Regions from separate parts of the Homo sapiens genome. Here region 1 is linked to region 2. The links are chromatin loops, found by intact Hi-C in ENCODE. Cell type or tissue: Caco-2. All regions are shown on one strand.

Evidence for each region. Hi-C counts contacts between places; a loop is a spot of excess contacts. Peaks named below come from ENCODE experiments on the same cell type or tissue, not always from the same donor. Only the 100,000 strongest peaks of a DNase experiment are listed, where the experiment ranks them.
Region 1: a loop joins it to region 2, with 2.9 times the contacts of the local background. A loop is called at or near these places in 1 of 110 quality-filtered maps.

The regions. Positions count from the first base shown.
Region 1 is chr2:174,153,810-174,161,809 of GRCh38, forward strand. All of the region lies in intron 4 of OLA1 (Obg like ATPase 1), which reads right to left. Among named protein-coding and RNA genes, the nearest start is that of OLA1, 91 kb to the right of the region's middle. RefSeq lists a silencer at 4,359-4,408. In Caco-2, a CTCF peak has its summit at 4,398 (motif pointing right); a DNase peak (open chromatin) is centred at 4,412.
Region 2 is chr2:174,542,153-174,550,152 of GRCh38, forward strand. It overlaps LOC124906097 (a long non-coding RNA gene), which reads right to left and starts at 5,871. Exons shown (of 3, transcript XR_007087309.1): 1 at 2,631-5,871. It overlaps LOC124906096 (a long non-coding RNA gene), which reads left to right. Exons shown (of 4, transcript XR_007087308.1): 2 at 4,235-4,386; 3 at 4,952-5,096; 4 at 5,217-7,927. In Caco-2, a CTCF peak has its summit at 4,953 (motif pointing left); DNase peaks (open chromatin) are centred at 2,779, 4,709, 4,969, 5,989 and 1 weaker place; H3K4me3 peaks cover 1,626 bases.

The DNA.
Region 1 (8,000 bases), 390 kb before region 2:
TTATTCCTTATTATATAACAGATACTTTAAATGTGTAAAAGGCAAAATTAACCAATGTTATTTTGTTTTTGTTTTGAGGTGGGGTCTTGTTCTGTTGCCCAGGCTGGAGTGCAGTGGCACAATCACGACTCATTGCAGCCTTGATCTCCTGGTCTTAAGCCATCCTACTGCCTCAGCCTCCTGAGTAGGTGGAACTACGAGTGCCTGCCACTGAGTCTGGCTAATTTTTTTGTTTGTTTTCAGTAGACATGAGGTCTTGTTATCTCGCCCAGGCTGATCTTGAACTGCTGGGTGGAAGCAATCCTCCCGCCTCAGCTGCCCAAAGTGCTGGGATTACACGTGAGCTGCTGCACTCAGCCAATCAATGCTATTTTGAATTAATATTGAGATTCTGCCCTACTTCCAATATTGAGCTGACTGTTTCTGTTGTATTTACCCTTTGCAATAGCCATCTCGCTATTTTCTTAACTTACAAAACATCACTTAGCCTTCTGCCTGTAGAAATAGCCCTGTATAAACTGACCTTGCCCTCACCCTTCAAACCTTACCATCACCAACTCTCCAGAAATCCTCAGCTCAAGCCAAACTCTTGTGCTGACTCATAAAGGCCAGAAAGTTCCTCATGTTCAACTGTCACTGTATTTTTTTCCCACTGACTTTTTTGGGCCTAAAAGATAAAAAAAAATCCTTTCTTTCTATTACAAATTACATCCGTCCTTAAAATGTACAGTTTAGTTTCCCCATTTACAAGGCAATTCTAGAGGAATTCAGGTCTAAGAGATCTCTACCATACTTGAGTCATAGAGGAGTTGTAGAGACTTGTCTGGAATAAAGTACAGTAAAACTGGTGGTTACATATTTTACCTTAAATATGGCTTCTGAGAAAATCCATTTTTACACCGAAAAAAATGCAAACACAGAAATTAACAAAAACTAGAATTCTGTCTTTATTAGCAATACTGTAAGATATGGATAAAGGGGACATGTGAACCATTCATTATTCAAGAAATAAACTAAACAGCAAATCAGAGCTTAAATTTTTCTAACATTGGCACCCACAATATCCATTTTCAATCAAACTGAATTACTATCAATGCTTTCATTTCTCATCTTTCATGCTGTTACTCATCCCTCTGCTTGGAATATTCTTCCTTCTTACTTCTGCCTTTCAAAAAAACCTTACATATCTTTCATGGCCTTAATGAAATGTCACTGAAATGGTATCTCCATAGCAATATGCCTTCTCTAACCATACCCTCTATTTGAACTGCCACAATAATCTATCCATTCTATTCATCTGACCTATAGCATGTACATCTAGTGTTAGAATATGTGATTCTATGCCTAGTTACCTAAGCTTGGGGATTATGTGTATCTTAAGTGTCTTTCTAGTTCCCACAAGGGCCCTGATCAGAGCTGATGCACAACAGGCCCAAAAAAGGGGTGAGCAAAAATACAAGTGAAGACATGACTGAAGAAGGAATCAATGAATGAAAGAACGCCTCAAGCAGTTATTGGCACTTGAATGAAAAACTGTTAGAGGGAAACTACAGATTCTAGATGAAGCTAAACATGCAGCACAACAGAAAAAGATCAATTTCACAGCACACAATAAGACATTTAGTGAGCATTTCAAAGAAACTAGTGCTAAGCATATCAATCACAAAAATTACTAGAGAAGCAAAGCATAAAACATGGCAAACTACAGACTGCAATAGAAGACACAAGAAATTTCTTGTTATCTCTTCATCCCTGAATTGCTTAACTATTAGTGAAGGACAGACAATTACCTTCTGAAGACTTCTTGGGTGTTTGCATTAGATTACATATTTTAGTAAATACAAACAATTGTTTAAATGTATAAGTCAAACTAAGGAGCGGGAACACATACCTACATACTATAACTAAGACCAATGAATGTAGCAATAAAAAAAGAGAAAAAAGACAGACCGAGAGAGCAGGGATAGATCAGCATGAATCAGGATTAAGGAGGGAAGGTCAGCATAAAGACGAGGACTTTCAGGGACAGATATTTGCAAAGGGACGCAGAGAGTAAAGAAGAAATTCCAGCAGGATGGAAGTATAACAGAAGTGATTAAGGGCACATACTCTGGAATCAGAACATCTGGATTCAAATCTGGATTTCAGACTGACTGATTAGTTGTTGGATGAATTTCTCTATGCCTTAGTTTCCTCTGTAAAATGTACACAATAACAGTACCTACCTCCTAAGACTGTCCTGAAGATTTAGAGTGATAATGTATGTAAACAGCTTAGGACAGGACCTCATACAGAGCAGGCCCTCAATGTATTTAACTATTAAATATATTTATAAATGAAAAGCTAAAGACAAGGTATACCAGGGTTCCTCAACCTTGGCACTACAAACATTTTGGGACAGATAATTATTTGTCGTGAAGGGCTGACCTGTGCATTGTAGGATGTTTAATGGCACCCCCTGGCCTCTATAAACTAGATGCCAGTAACACACACGCACACAAGCACCCCAGCTATAAAGATAAAAAATCTCCAGACATTGCCAACCTACAGTTGAAATGCATTAGTACATACTGAAAGACAAAAATTGTGCTATGTAGTAACCAAAAGATATTACCATAGGTTCAAATGTGTAGATGTCAATTGATGGAAAGGCTCTAACACTGAGCTGAGGAGTTGAAATTTAATTTCTTAGATGAGAAAATTCTATGGAGATTTTCAGAGACGTATTCTTGTGATCTTGCTCATGCTGGCTTGTTTGCTCCCACACTCTTTTTTTTTTTTTTTTTTTTTTTGAGATGGAGTTTTGCTATTGTTGCCCAGGCTGGAGTGCAGTGGCGCCATCTTGGCTCACTGCAACCCCCACCTACCGTGTTCAAGCCATTCTCCTGCCTCAGCCTCCGGAGTAGCTGGGATTACAGGCGCCCACCACCACACCCAGCTGATTTTTGTATTTTTAGTAGAGACAGGGTTTCACCATGTTAGCCAGGCTGGTGTCGAACTCCTAATGTCAGATGATCCACCCACCTCAGCCCTCCAAAGTGCTGGGATTACAGGCATGAGCCACCATGCCCAGCCTGCTACCACACTCTTTAAATGATTCTGTCAATTATGTTGAAGATCTAATAGCTTGGAGAGAGACTGATGGTCACAAAGTAGTTGACTGTTGGGTAGTAGTAACAGAAATGACATCAAAATGGTCAAATCTAAAAAAAAAAAAAAATGAAAGAAAACAAAGTAGAATTTACAAAGTTTTTTGGTCTAGTGGGCAAAAAGAATGATAACAAACTGAGAAGAAATAAAATGTGGCATGTCATCCACTTGGAGGTGTATAAATAGTTAAAAAGATACATATTTTAAGAGACATATTTAACAAATGTTTACTGGATGTTAATCACAAAGAGAATGGTGCCAGGAGCTGGAAGGCAAATTTCTGAGATAAGAAAAAGCGGAACACAACTAGTTTCTGCTTTCAAAAGTGATTACAGCCTAACAGGGGAGACAGATCAGCATATAATAAAAACAAGAAAGTAAACCCAAGATGAAGGGGAACAGGGAAGGAGTCAGTATTCACACAAGTTGATGGAAAAAGACAGCCTTCAAGGTTTCAAATTTGAGCACTGGTGTTATGTAGATGCCATTTAAAAGTTATACTAAGAGTCATGTACAGGTTTTGATGAAAGTATAAACTATTTTTAATCCCATATTTAAGTGTATTTTGATGCTGTGAGAAGAGAGAAAATACTGTCTCTGCTGGAATTTGAAACTAGTGTTTAAATGCTTGGAAAATGTAAACATGGGACAGGTATTAATCAGTCAAGTAAATGCCTGGCTGTTTAAAAAAACTATTTTATAACCTTTATTCATAATGTCAATGGATTTTGACTTCTATCTAATTTTTCTAAGATATAGAAGGGGAAATACAGAAATGTAAGAGGGATGACTCACCAAGAACACCTAGTGTTATAATAGGAAGATGATGGTCTGATTAAATCCACATTACACAATAGAGATCACATTCTTGGGTCCAAATGAAAAGTACTGTGATGGTAGATGCCCTGAAACCAGATAATATACCTCACAAAATACACCATTAAATGCATTAACACACAGTTCTAAAATGAGAGTAGAAACATGTAAGAAAGGATAAGACCTAGGGAGATGAAGGACAAGCAAGCAACCACATCCTTTGGGAGCAGACTGTGTAAGGGAGGCCACTGCATCCTCAATACTTTTCTGATGTAACCCACCTCAACTGGCCCAACAAAATGGGTATGATCTCCCTGAGATCTTTCTAGAATTTCTACTGCAATCTTATAACGTCCTAGTCAGTCTACAAGATCTAGTCCTCACCAGTTAAGCTAGAGCTATCACCACCAGGTGGTGCCAAATCAAAGCCAGTATCAGAATGGATTTGGATGGGCCAGGACCTTGTGACACCCCTTATTCCCCTGTGGTCAGCTGTGCAGGTTCATCCTGTCATTTCATTCACCTAGAAATACAGTGATCGCATATTTTATGCAAATGAAACTTTTGGACCCACACAGCACGTTATGGTACAGAAGGGGTGGTTATTGTATTATATTCTTGGTGGGCGACAGACAGTACAACCGGGCTGTTTTAAGACTAGTTACAAATGAATACATTAAAAAAATTTCTTTCCTGCTTTATGCCATATTTCATTAATATAAACTCAGATACAGTCTTGAAAGTAATCAGAAAATCATAAATAAGAATGCAGTGTACAAAAAGTTCTGACATCATCAAGACTTTAGTTAAATATGAATACATTTAATGCATCAAGGCTCTTACTAAGGAGCCATGATCTTTACGACATGATTTTCCACAAAAGTGAAAGGATATTATCAACGATCCTCCTGCAAAAAGTTCAGTGATCCCATTAGCTCTTTTGTCTACAGAACTATTTTGTCTTTAGAGCAAAAAACAGGGGGACTATTGTAATAAAGTAGAGAAATCTCTCCACCTATTTACCCCTCCAATGTAAAATCAGAACGAAAAAACTATGAATATTTATCTAAAGTCCTCTAAGAATCACCTCAAATTTTACAGTAAAAGACTTCATGGCAAACTTATTCCCCTCCATTTCCATCTAATCCCCCCACCATGGGATTTTAGCACTGCTAATATGTTATACCTGTCAAGATCTGATGACTGTATGTTATGTATTCATCTGAACAGAACCACTACACTTAGTTACAGGCTATCATCAACCAATTCATTCTCTTGCTAAAATCAAGTCATCCAATTACTCCTTGACTAATCAAGGCTGTTTTGGCTTTTTCTTTTTTCAAAAGGTACTCAACAGCATAAACAGTTCACTTACAAGAAATGGAAAGGGGCTAATCAGCAGAATTATTGTTTTGCTGCTACAATTTGCAGTATTTAAATTTAGTTGCTGATTGGACTGAAAGTTTTATGATATAGCATATGAAACTAGTTTAATACAACTGTGAAGCTGTGTAGCTGTATTGTCTTGCCACGGCTATATTGGTCTACTTTGTAGGATAAATAAGTGACTACTTTCTTTAAAATAAGGATATTTTAAAATAATAAGTTTTAGTGTACTTTCCCACATACACTGATTTTATAAACAAAGGTACACAGCTATTCATTCCCCAGTATTGTTTTTAAAGTTAGCACCTGCATGCAACACCATACACATGTGTGTGTTACATGTGTACAAAAAAACCCACAACTGCTTTGGTTTTTCACCTACATTTATTTTGGATTTTAAGCAATAATAAACTAAGGACAGAATTATTATTTAAGAAAATAAGACTTATCTAAATGTTTAAAATAAATACATGTTACTGCTTATATAATAAATAAAATGATTAACATTACTTCTAAAATGGGGAGTATTACAATTATAAGAATAATTCTGGGTGCCATAAACTATAAAGTTATTATCCATCAGTATTGCTATTCCTATCTATATAGAATGTCTGAGAGAACATCCAACAAAATGACTAATGTTGGAACACCAGACTAAAGCCTTGAGTTATATTTATGTTATGTATATATTTATTACAAAGTATTTAAAGAAAATGTTTTTATATGTCACACCTTGATTAAAATCTTCAGAAAATTTTGAAAAGAGATGAGATCCAGTCTTGAGACTGAGATTTATTTACTTCATTAAATACAGCGATATATTAACCAAACTAACAAGTTTTACTTCATAGGAGAAAATAAATTTATAAAATGCTATTATATTAAAATAATTTAACTTTTTAAAACCTTAAACCATAAATAAATTCTTTGTACCTTGAAATAACAATATACATTAATCATCAACAAGAACATACATCTTAGAAAATACAACATACATATAGGATTAAAACAATTTCTGAATTTTTTATACATATGCACATAGAAGTAACATTTCATAGAAGTAATCCTCCATAGGCTTATATTTTGCATACTAAAACCTATCTGGAAATGAAATTCTATACAAAATTGTAAAACTATACTTCCACTAAATGTCTGATACGGTTATTCAACGTATAAACATTTCAGCAAAGTCTTGATTTCAGAAATGCATTAACAAGGCATATAAATGCCAGTACATTTCAAACAAATTATTCTCAATTTTTTAAAAATTGCTACCTTTTAATAATATTTTTGAAAAGAGATTCAACCTGGTTATGCTGAGATTCAAAAAAGCAAATAAATTAAAAACCAAAATAAATGAACAGAGAACTAATATTCTTTAAAGATGAATACTTCCCAGAGTAGGCACACCTGCCAATATATTAAAAATAAGTAAAATCAACTACAAAAGTAATAAATCAAATGCCATGGTAGACTTGACTTCTCGAGACAGCATTTTCAAGCCGTCTTTGTGGCTTTGTTTGGCGCCATGGTCCTTTAAGTTTTGTCTTCATAAAGCCCTAACTAGTTGTAATCATTTGCAGCCTAATTGTGGACATTTATCTGCTTTTCTTATGCATAGAACATAGCTATTAAAGCTGAATGGTGATGGTGTGAAGTATAGGTTAAATTGGGTGAAATTAAAGCAAATTACTCCGGGATGTGGAAATCTGAAAATAGAAACCACCAATGATTTGCAACCCTCTTGATGATCAGCTTCACAGAACCCTAAACGACAAGAAAACTTACATATTTTAAAGTTAACTAGGTTTTTAAAAATAATATGTATAAATGTATTTTTAACTACAGCACCTCTTGGTAATGGTGGAAAGATTATTTGTTTAACTCAGCTGCAACGTTAAAAAGATCATGAGTTTCTATTTTAAATAGTGCAGTTCATTTTTTAAATAAGATTTCCATTTCTTCATATAAATTTTTACCTATAAGAATGCATCCAACTATATCACATACATAGTTAATACAATGCCATATAATATTTTGCTAGCTAAGTTTTAATCCTGAATAAAAGTATAATATGAGACAACATAAGTTATAGTAACAAAAGCAAACTAACAATGTAAACATAAATGTATTATATGCCTATAACTTATATAGGCCTACTTATACACATGCTGTATATAAATATGCATGTGACTAGCATAAAGAAAAATACACAGTGGCCTAGAAATAAATGTAAAACAGTAAAATATAAGAACTTTATTTTCATTTATCTAAAATCTTATTGCTTGACTAACAGATTTGGATAAAGACAATAAAAACATATATTGACCAGGAGCAGTGGTTCACGCCTATAATTAGCCAGGTATGGCAGCACACACCTGTGGTCCTGGCTACTTGGGAAACTGAGATGGGAGGACTGCTTTAGCCCAAGTGTTCGAGGCTGCAGTGAGCTATGATGGCACCACTGCACTCCAGCCTGGGTGACAGACTAAGACTTTGTCTCTTTAAAAAAAAAAAAATACACACACACACACACACACACACACACACACACATAGATAGATAGACACACATACATACATTTGCACCCTGCATATTCTCTTAGGTAACCAAACAAAGTAGTCGAAAAAATGTACTAGACCACATCT
Region 2 (8,000 bases):
AGAATATTTTCTTTCTTCATTTTTGATCACCCCTCAACCCAACCATCAAGTTACACACCCCTTCAGACCCCCTCCTCACACCAACTCTCTCCTTTGTACTGTTTCAACTGATTAGAAAATGATTTACTTGAGGCCGGGTGTGGTGGCTCATGCCTGTAATCCCAGCACTTTGGGAGGCCAAGGCGGGTGGATCACCAGAGGTCAGGAGTTTGAGACCAGCCTGGTCAGTATGGTGAAACCCTGTCTCAACTAAAAATACAAAAAGTAGCCAGGTGTGGTGGCGCATGCCTGTAATCCCAGCTACTCTGGAGGCTAAAGCAGGAGAATCACTTGAACCTGGGAGGTGGAGGTTGCAGTGAGCTGAGATTGCGCCACTGCACTCCAGCCTAGGCAACAAGAGTGAAACTCCATCTCAAAAAAAAAAAAAAAGTAAAGAAAAAGAAAATGGTTACTTGGTTCTAAATTCATTTCACAGATACAGTCTCCATGGGAAATAAACAGAATGCTCATTAACCTTCAGTGTATGTACATAGAGTTTTCTAAGTTCCCACTTACAGCAGCTATTTTTGGCTGTGTCCTGTTTTAAGTGCTGGTAGGGCCTCCTCCCACTATAGGGGCTGATCAGCCACTCACTATTTGAAGCCTGGGTGTTTTCTGGGGAGCTCTTTCTCCTCATCATAATGAGGACACTCTTGTCCTTTGGCCTTCAGGTGATGTATTAGGAAGTTATTAGAGCTGCAGTGGCCCTCTTCTGACCATAGAGGCAAGCTTTAGGATTAAAACCGATGTGCCCAGGATGATGGGTTGAAATGTGGAAAGAGTCTAGGTCCTCAGTAAGACACTGAGTCACTGAATTATTAAATAGGAGAATTGGAATTTGTGAATTTTCTCTCTTGCAACAAAACAGTTCCCGAGTTTCAGACTGAATGTACAAGCTTAGCAAGCAGAGCCAACCTGCAAATGCCCTACCTCCACACTTCTTATTCTAGGGGATTATGAATTTAATCTACTTTAGTTGATTACTTGCAGCTGCAAACAACCAAGCAGACACAGTGATTAAATACAAATAAATCTATTCTATGTTTCTGTTTACTATATATTTAAAGCTTTGATGGAGAGAAGAAGCCAATGGAAACTGACCTTGAGTTTTCCATAAAACTGAACTCTTCCTTGATGACCCTAATAGAGCTAAAACTATGATTGAGATTGCACAAAGCATTGAATCATCAAAAGTAACGTATTATGATGTCATATATTAAATAAACTCAGCTTTTGGTAGGATATAAGTTGAAAAAGCACACAGCAACTTAAAAGTGGAGATGGAGGCTTAGAAACTTCTATGTTGGTGAGAGGAGGTGGAATTAGAATATTTTCCAAGGATTATTCTCAAAGCACATAACTGAGAATTGACTTTGAGTGTTGGCAATAAAGGAAGACTTTTCTCCTATTACGATATGCTAGACATAACATTCTTATTAAAGTAAGGAGGAGAATTGGAGTTTCTGAATCTCCTCCTTTGCAACAAAACAGCTCCCCTGTTTCAAATTGAATGTACAAGATTAGCAAGCAGAGAGATGAAGATTTAAGAAAAAAAGTATGGGCTGGGTGCAGTGGCTTACACCTGTAATCCTAGCACTTTGGGAGGCCGAGGCTGGAGGATGGCTTGAGTCTAGGAGGTCAAGACCAGCCTGGGCAACATAGCAAGACCCTATCTCTACAACAAATACAAAAATTCACCGAGTGTGGTGGCGTGCACCTGTAGTCCTAGGGACTTGGGAGGCTGAAGTGGGAGGATTGCCTGAGTCTGGGAGGTCAAGGCTGCAGTGTGCTGTGATGGTGCCACTGCACTCTAGCTTGGACAACAGAGCGAGACCCTGTCTCAAAAAAAAAAAAAAAAGAAAGAAAAAGAAAAAAAGTATGATGTTCAAAATCTATTTAAGAGGGAGCCATAGAGCTTGAGAAAGCAGAGGATAGCTGATGATCTGCCCTGTTCTTGCTCCTGCTTCTTATATTTTGCATTCCCACATTGTGTTGTATGGAAGCAAAACATCATTGTTTTACTGGTGAGTAGATTGCACCTTTCTCCTTGCAGACAAGGTGGTGACAGCAACCGGTTCCAGGAAGCCCCTGGTAACAACCCTTCTTTGTGTTGTGTGAGGAAGCTATGGCTCATAAGTGACCTCAGCAGATTTCCCACCCACTACGCTGGGTCCCTCAACTCACAGAGACTCATTGTTAAGGGCTTTCACTCTGAACAGCTGCTGGCGCTTGCTGGCTTCATTCACTATGAAGATGGTGATCAAACACCCCAGATTTCAAATAATCTGTCCTATGATCAGACCATGGGTCAGCCCATTTGCCCTGGTGTCTGATTAGGAAAGTATGATCACTGTCACCATAGAACAACGCCTCCCAACTTCTCTACCCACTTGGATGTTTTCCCCACTCACTTCATTGTTTTGGATATCACTTTAGATTGTGGCCCTTCTCTTTCTGCCAGAAGCAAAATTCCCCCATGTGTCTACAGTAGAAATGCCCTCTCTTCAGGGATCATGCCTGAAATTCCATTTCGTCAATTAAAATTAGACAAAGTATGGCAGGAGCCTAGCTCCCTTTGAAAAGCTACCTACCTAATCAGTATTCCAAGTGATTTAAACGTCCATTATCACAATAAAGTTCAAAGCCTTTAAAGATGCATGAAGTGATGCATTCAAGCAGGTGAACATTACTTGTCTTGGAAAAGTCACTGGAGGGTGGAAGGCAGGGTTAGGGTTCAGCTTTTGAGATTAGATAAGAGCAAAGAGCAACTTCAAAACTCCCTGGGGGCAGGCTTGCTGTCACCAGTGGTGGGGCAGGCAGTGGGCTTACTGTTCTCTCTGACACTGTGGCTTGTGTGACCAGGGCACAGAATATGTCAGAATCTTGGGTATCTTCTATGGTACTTAGCCCCGTGAGTCAGATACACCAGAGGTGCTGAGGGGATGCTTGTAGACTCGCTTTTACAGATAACTTTCACGTAGATCTAATGTGTGTGGCACACCAGATCGATGCATTTGCAACCACCTTCCTGGTCCACAGCGTCAAAACATGCCTGAAATGCCAAGAAGAATGTTTGTATTTGAGCATAATTTTTCAGGGAGGCAGTGCTTTGATTTTCCTGATTTTTTTGTGTTTCATTTTTTTAACCTGACTATGTAGCAAGAATATTAGAAATAAAATTTAGGAGAGGATAGACAATCCTTGGGTGTATGGAGACAGGGAATGGCTCCCGGCAGCTGAATAAATAGCATGCATGTATCTGGCTTTCTGGGCCCTACCCAAGCCTTTTTACAACTACCAGGTGTTTTATAGACACATTTTTCTATGAAGTAGTCAAACTGTAAACAGCATGAATCCTGAATGATAATCGTGTCTTAATAATAATAAAAGAAAGAAAATAAGAGACAAGCATCACGATTTTCCCAATTGAAATGTCTTTTGGTTTTGCCTTTGGTGGCACAGGGTCAAGGGTGTGGGGGCATTTGTGTGGCATTCACTATTCTTTCAACCTGTCCTGATTATGGAACCCTTTAAGGTCCGTCCACTTGGAACCACGGTGCTCTGAGAGGACGCTGAACTCACAGCAGCCCACACACAATTCCAGTGATACTACTGCAATGTTTTGTACACAGAATCTTAGGTTTGTTGGGTAAATGTAGCATCATATTTTGTTTTAGCAATTTGTGAACAGTCTTGCTTCTCTTCACACTTATAAGCTCATCAGGCTAAGGATTAAATCGTATGCACCCAAATACCTCTTAGTATACAAACGTCTGCACTCAGTAGCGTTTCTGGCTGAGCAGGTGGAAGAAGGGCCACGTTCGCCAATGTCATGAGGGGCCAGCATCTTTAACCTTCACGCCCACATCACCAGCCTTGCCTTCTTCACAACAGAAATGTTGTCCCACTTCCTTTCCAGGTCTCTCAGATTCATGGTACGAGTTGGAAAGAGACCTGAGAGATTATTTAGGCTAAACGTTTCATTTTATAAATGACAAAATTAGGGTTGAGCAAAATGTGGTGATTTTGTCTGTGCAAAGCCAAGAAAAAAAATTAGAGCCTCTTAAAAGTCATTTTTCCCCTGAAATAAAGTATCTTCATTTCACTGTTAAATATATGTCCTCATGTAGTTGCTATAATCAACCACTTCTCAAGAAAACTCTAAAAGCTGTATTTCCCATATGACACATTTCAGAATATTACATAAGAAGCTCTCACCAAGACACCAAGGTAAAATATATATGACAAGCCAAAGACAGGTGCCATAAAAAAATAAGAAATCTTCAAAGGGGAAAGAAATTCCAAAAGTGGCAACATGACACCACTCATTCTCTGCCTACTTTCGAGGTAAGACGATGTTGAAGTTCTGAGGGGGCTCAGTAAATAACACCTCTCTTCCCCCTCCAGGTCCTGCACAAATTGAAAACATAAAAGGTAGCAGATGGACTCAAATGCCACCTTCATGACTGAGGTGCCAAGCTGGAGGGCAGGAGTTGCCCTCTGGTCCTGGTTTAGGCTGACCTTCTGAACGGGGCCTGAGGGCAGGACCACACGGGCAGGGATCAGAAAGGAGCTGGAGGAGAGCTCAGAAGGGAGGGCGGGCCCAGCTCTCTTGGCGGCCAAGGAAAAAGCCTGGCATGTTAGAGCTGGTGCAGGACTCTCCAGGGTGACCGAGCCACCCAGAAGAGGGAAAAGCCATTCTCCATAACAAAAAGTCAGGACCGGCTGAAAGCCCCTCCCAGCCCTCCACCCTCCTTCGGCGGGGCTTCTTTCTGAGCTTTGCCCCATCCCTGCCCCGTGCTGGTGACTGGTGTTTGGCTCCCTCCTAGAGAAAGAGATGGGCCTGGGTTGGTTGAGAGAGAAAGAGAGAGAAAGGGAGAGACAGAGAGAAGGCTTAGCTCTTGTCCAACAGGGCCACCTAGAGGGACTCTCAGGCTTGAGCGGGAGAAGCAGAGTTTTGAGGCAGAGCTGATCAAGGGAACCTCAACAAACAACCCCAGCCATGGAGGCGGCGGTGTCTTTGAAGACCCCATGAGAGCATCAAACAAGGGAGAGAGGTAACTTTAAATACCACAACCTAGCCCAGGAAGAAAGAATGGGCCCTCTGAGACGATCAATTAATTAAGAGCTTTTCTCCCTTTCTCCCTCCTCCTCCTCCTCCCTCTTCCTGCTTTGAGCCTGGAACAAATCATGGTAGTAAAATGGCGGCAGAGAGCTAGTAATGTGTCTGCAATTGGTGGGTTCTTGGTCGCACTGACTTCAAGAATGAAGCCGCGGACCCTCACGGTGAGTGTTACAATTCTTAAAAGTGGCGTGTCCGGAATTTGTTCCTTCTGATGTTCGGAGTTTCTTCCTTCTGGTGGGTTCGTGGTCTCGCTGGCTCAGGAGTGAAGCTGCAGACCTTCGCAGTGAGCGTTACAGCTCTTAAGGTGGTGTTTCTGGAGTTGTTCGTTCCTTCCGGTGGCTTCATAGTCTCGCTGGCTCAGGAGTGAAGCTGCAGACCTTCGCAGTGAGCGTTACAGCTCTTAAGGTGGTGTTTCTGGAGTTGTTCGTTCCTTCCGGTGGCTTCATAGTCTCGCTGGCTTCAGGAGTGAAGCTGCAGACCTTCCTGGTGAGTGTTACAGCTCTTAAGGCGGTGCGTCTGGAGTTGTTCGTTTCTCCCGGTGGGTTCGTGGTCTCGCTGGCTTTAAGAGTGAAGCTGCAGACCTTCACGGTGAATGTTACAGCTCATAAAGGCAGTGTGGACCTAAAGAGTGAGCAGCAGCAAGATTTATTGCAAAGAGAGGAAGAATAAGGCTTCCACAGTGTGCAAGGGGACCCCAACAGGTTGCCACCGCTGGCTTGGGCAGCCTGCTTTTATTGTCTTATCTGGCCCCACTGACATCCTGCTGATTGGTCCATTTTACAGAGAGCCGAGTGGTCTGTTTTGACAGGGTGCTGATTGGTGCGTTTACAATCCCTGAGCTAGACACAAAGGTTCTCCACCTCCCCACCAGAGTAGCTAGATACAGAATGTTGATTGGTGCATTCACGAACCCTGAGCTAGACAGAGGGTGCTGATTGGTGTGTCTACAAACCTTGAGCTAGATACAGAGTGCCGATTGGTGTATTTACAATCCCTTAGCTAGACATAAGGGTTCTCCAAGTCCCCACCAGAGTAGCTAGATACAGTGTCGATTGGTGCATTCACAAACCGTGAGCTAGACAGAGGGTGCTGATTGGTGTGTTTACAAACCTTGAGCTAGATACAGAGTGCTGATTGGTGTATTTACAATCCCTTAGCTAGACATAAACGTTCTCCAAGTCCCCACCACACTCAGGAGCCCAGCTGGCTTCACCCAGTGGATCATGCACCCAGGCCACAGGTGGAGCTGCCTGCCAGTCCCACGCTGTGCGCCTGCACTCCTCAGCCCTTGGGTGGTCGATGGGACTGGGCACCGTAGAGCAGTGGGCGGCGCTCGTCGGAGAGGCTCTGGCCGCGCAGGAGCCCATGGAGGCCGGTGGGGGAGGCTCAGGCATGGCGGGCTGCAGGTCCCCAGCCCTGCCCGGCGGGAAGGCAGCTAAGGCCCGGGGAGAAATTGACCACAGCAGCTGCTGGCCCAGATGCTAAGCCCCTCACTGCCCGGGGCCGCAGCCGCTCCGAGTGCCGGGCCCGCCAAGCCCACACCCACCCGGAACTGGCACTGGCCCTGGCCCACAAGCACAGTGCGCAGCCCCGGTTCCTGCCCCTGCCTCTCCCTCCTCACCTCCCCGCAAGCTTAGGGAGCCGGCTCCGGCCTTGGCCAGCCCAGAAAGGGGCTCCCACAGTGCAGCGGTGGGCTGAAGGGCTCCTCAAGTGCCGCCAAAGTGGGAGCCCAGGCAGAGGAGGTGCGGAGAGCGAGCCAGGGCTGTGAGGACTGCCAGCACGCTGTCACCTTTCAGTAGGTGGACGACAAGAAAAGATGTCTCCCGCCCCTCTTTACCTGGCTTCCTGGCTGCAGAAGGCCCCACACAGGTGAAGGGAGAAGCTTCAACTTGAAATCTGGTTTTAAGAATTGATTATGGGCCAGGAGCTGTGGCTCACCCCTGTAATCCCAGCACTTTGGGAGGCCGAAGTGGGCGGATCAAGAGGTCAGGAGATTGAGACCATCCTGGCCAACTTGGTGAAACCCTGTCTCTACTAAAAATACAAACAATTAGCCGGGCGTGGTGGCAGGCGCCTGTAGTCCCAGCTACTCGGGAGGCTGAGGCAGGAGAATTGCTTGAACCCGGGACGCGGAGGTTGCAGTGAGCCGAGATAGCGCCACTGCACTCCAGCCTGGGCGACGGAGCGAGACTTCATCTAAAAAAAAAAAAATTGATTATGACACAAAACTAGATATTCTAACTTCTCAGTTGAGACTGTTGGAGACTTAGAGTGACTATAGGACTTTTTATTACTTAAGAGTGATTAAAACGAGTTGTAAGATTATGGAGATTTTCATTCTGGAGCAAGAGAAGAACTTTTCCCCTATTGAGTAATCTGAAAAGGACAGCGGGAATCAAAAACAAGGTTGCTTTCTCCTTTGAATATATTGTTTTCTTCTTCAAATCTAAAAATCTGTTGATTTCATGTTTTCCCTTTTATTTCTCTAACCCACTGAAATGTGATTGCTTCTGGTATCCCTAAGTTTATCAAGCATACTACTAAACCAGCATTTGGGACATTAAGAACACTGGACACTCCAACTAACCAGGGGCTGAATCCTACTGACTGCACTCGCTATGTTTTGTCCAGGTGGCACGGTGCCTGGGAAGCAACTGCAGGGCTGTTCCTCCAGCAGTTTATGAACTCAAGAAGTAAAATGAGAGGAGAACCCAGGGGGCACCAGGCTGCTGCCTCTTGGTTTTGGTTCAAAAAAAAAGAAAAGAAGAACAATGATAAATGTATTACAGTCAGTAACCGTTTCTGATTTACACTCAAGGTGGTCTTGCTATGATCT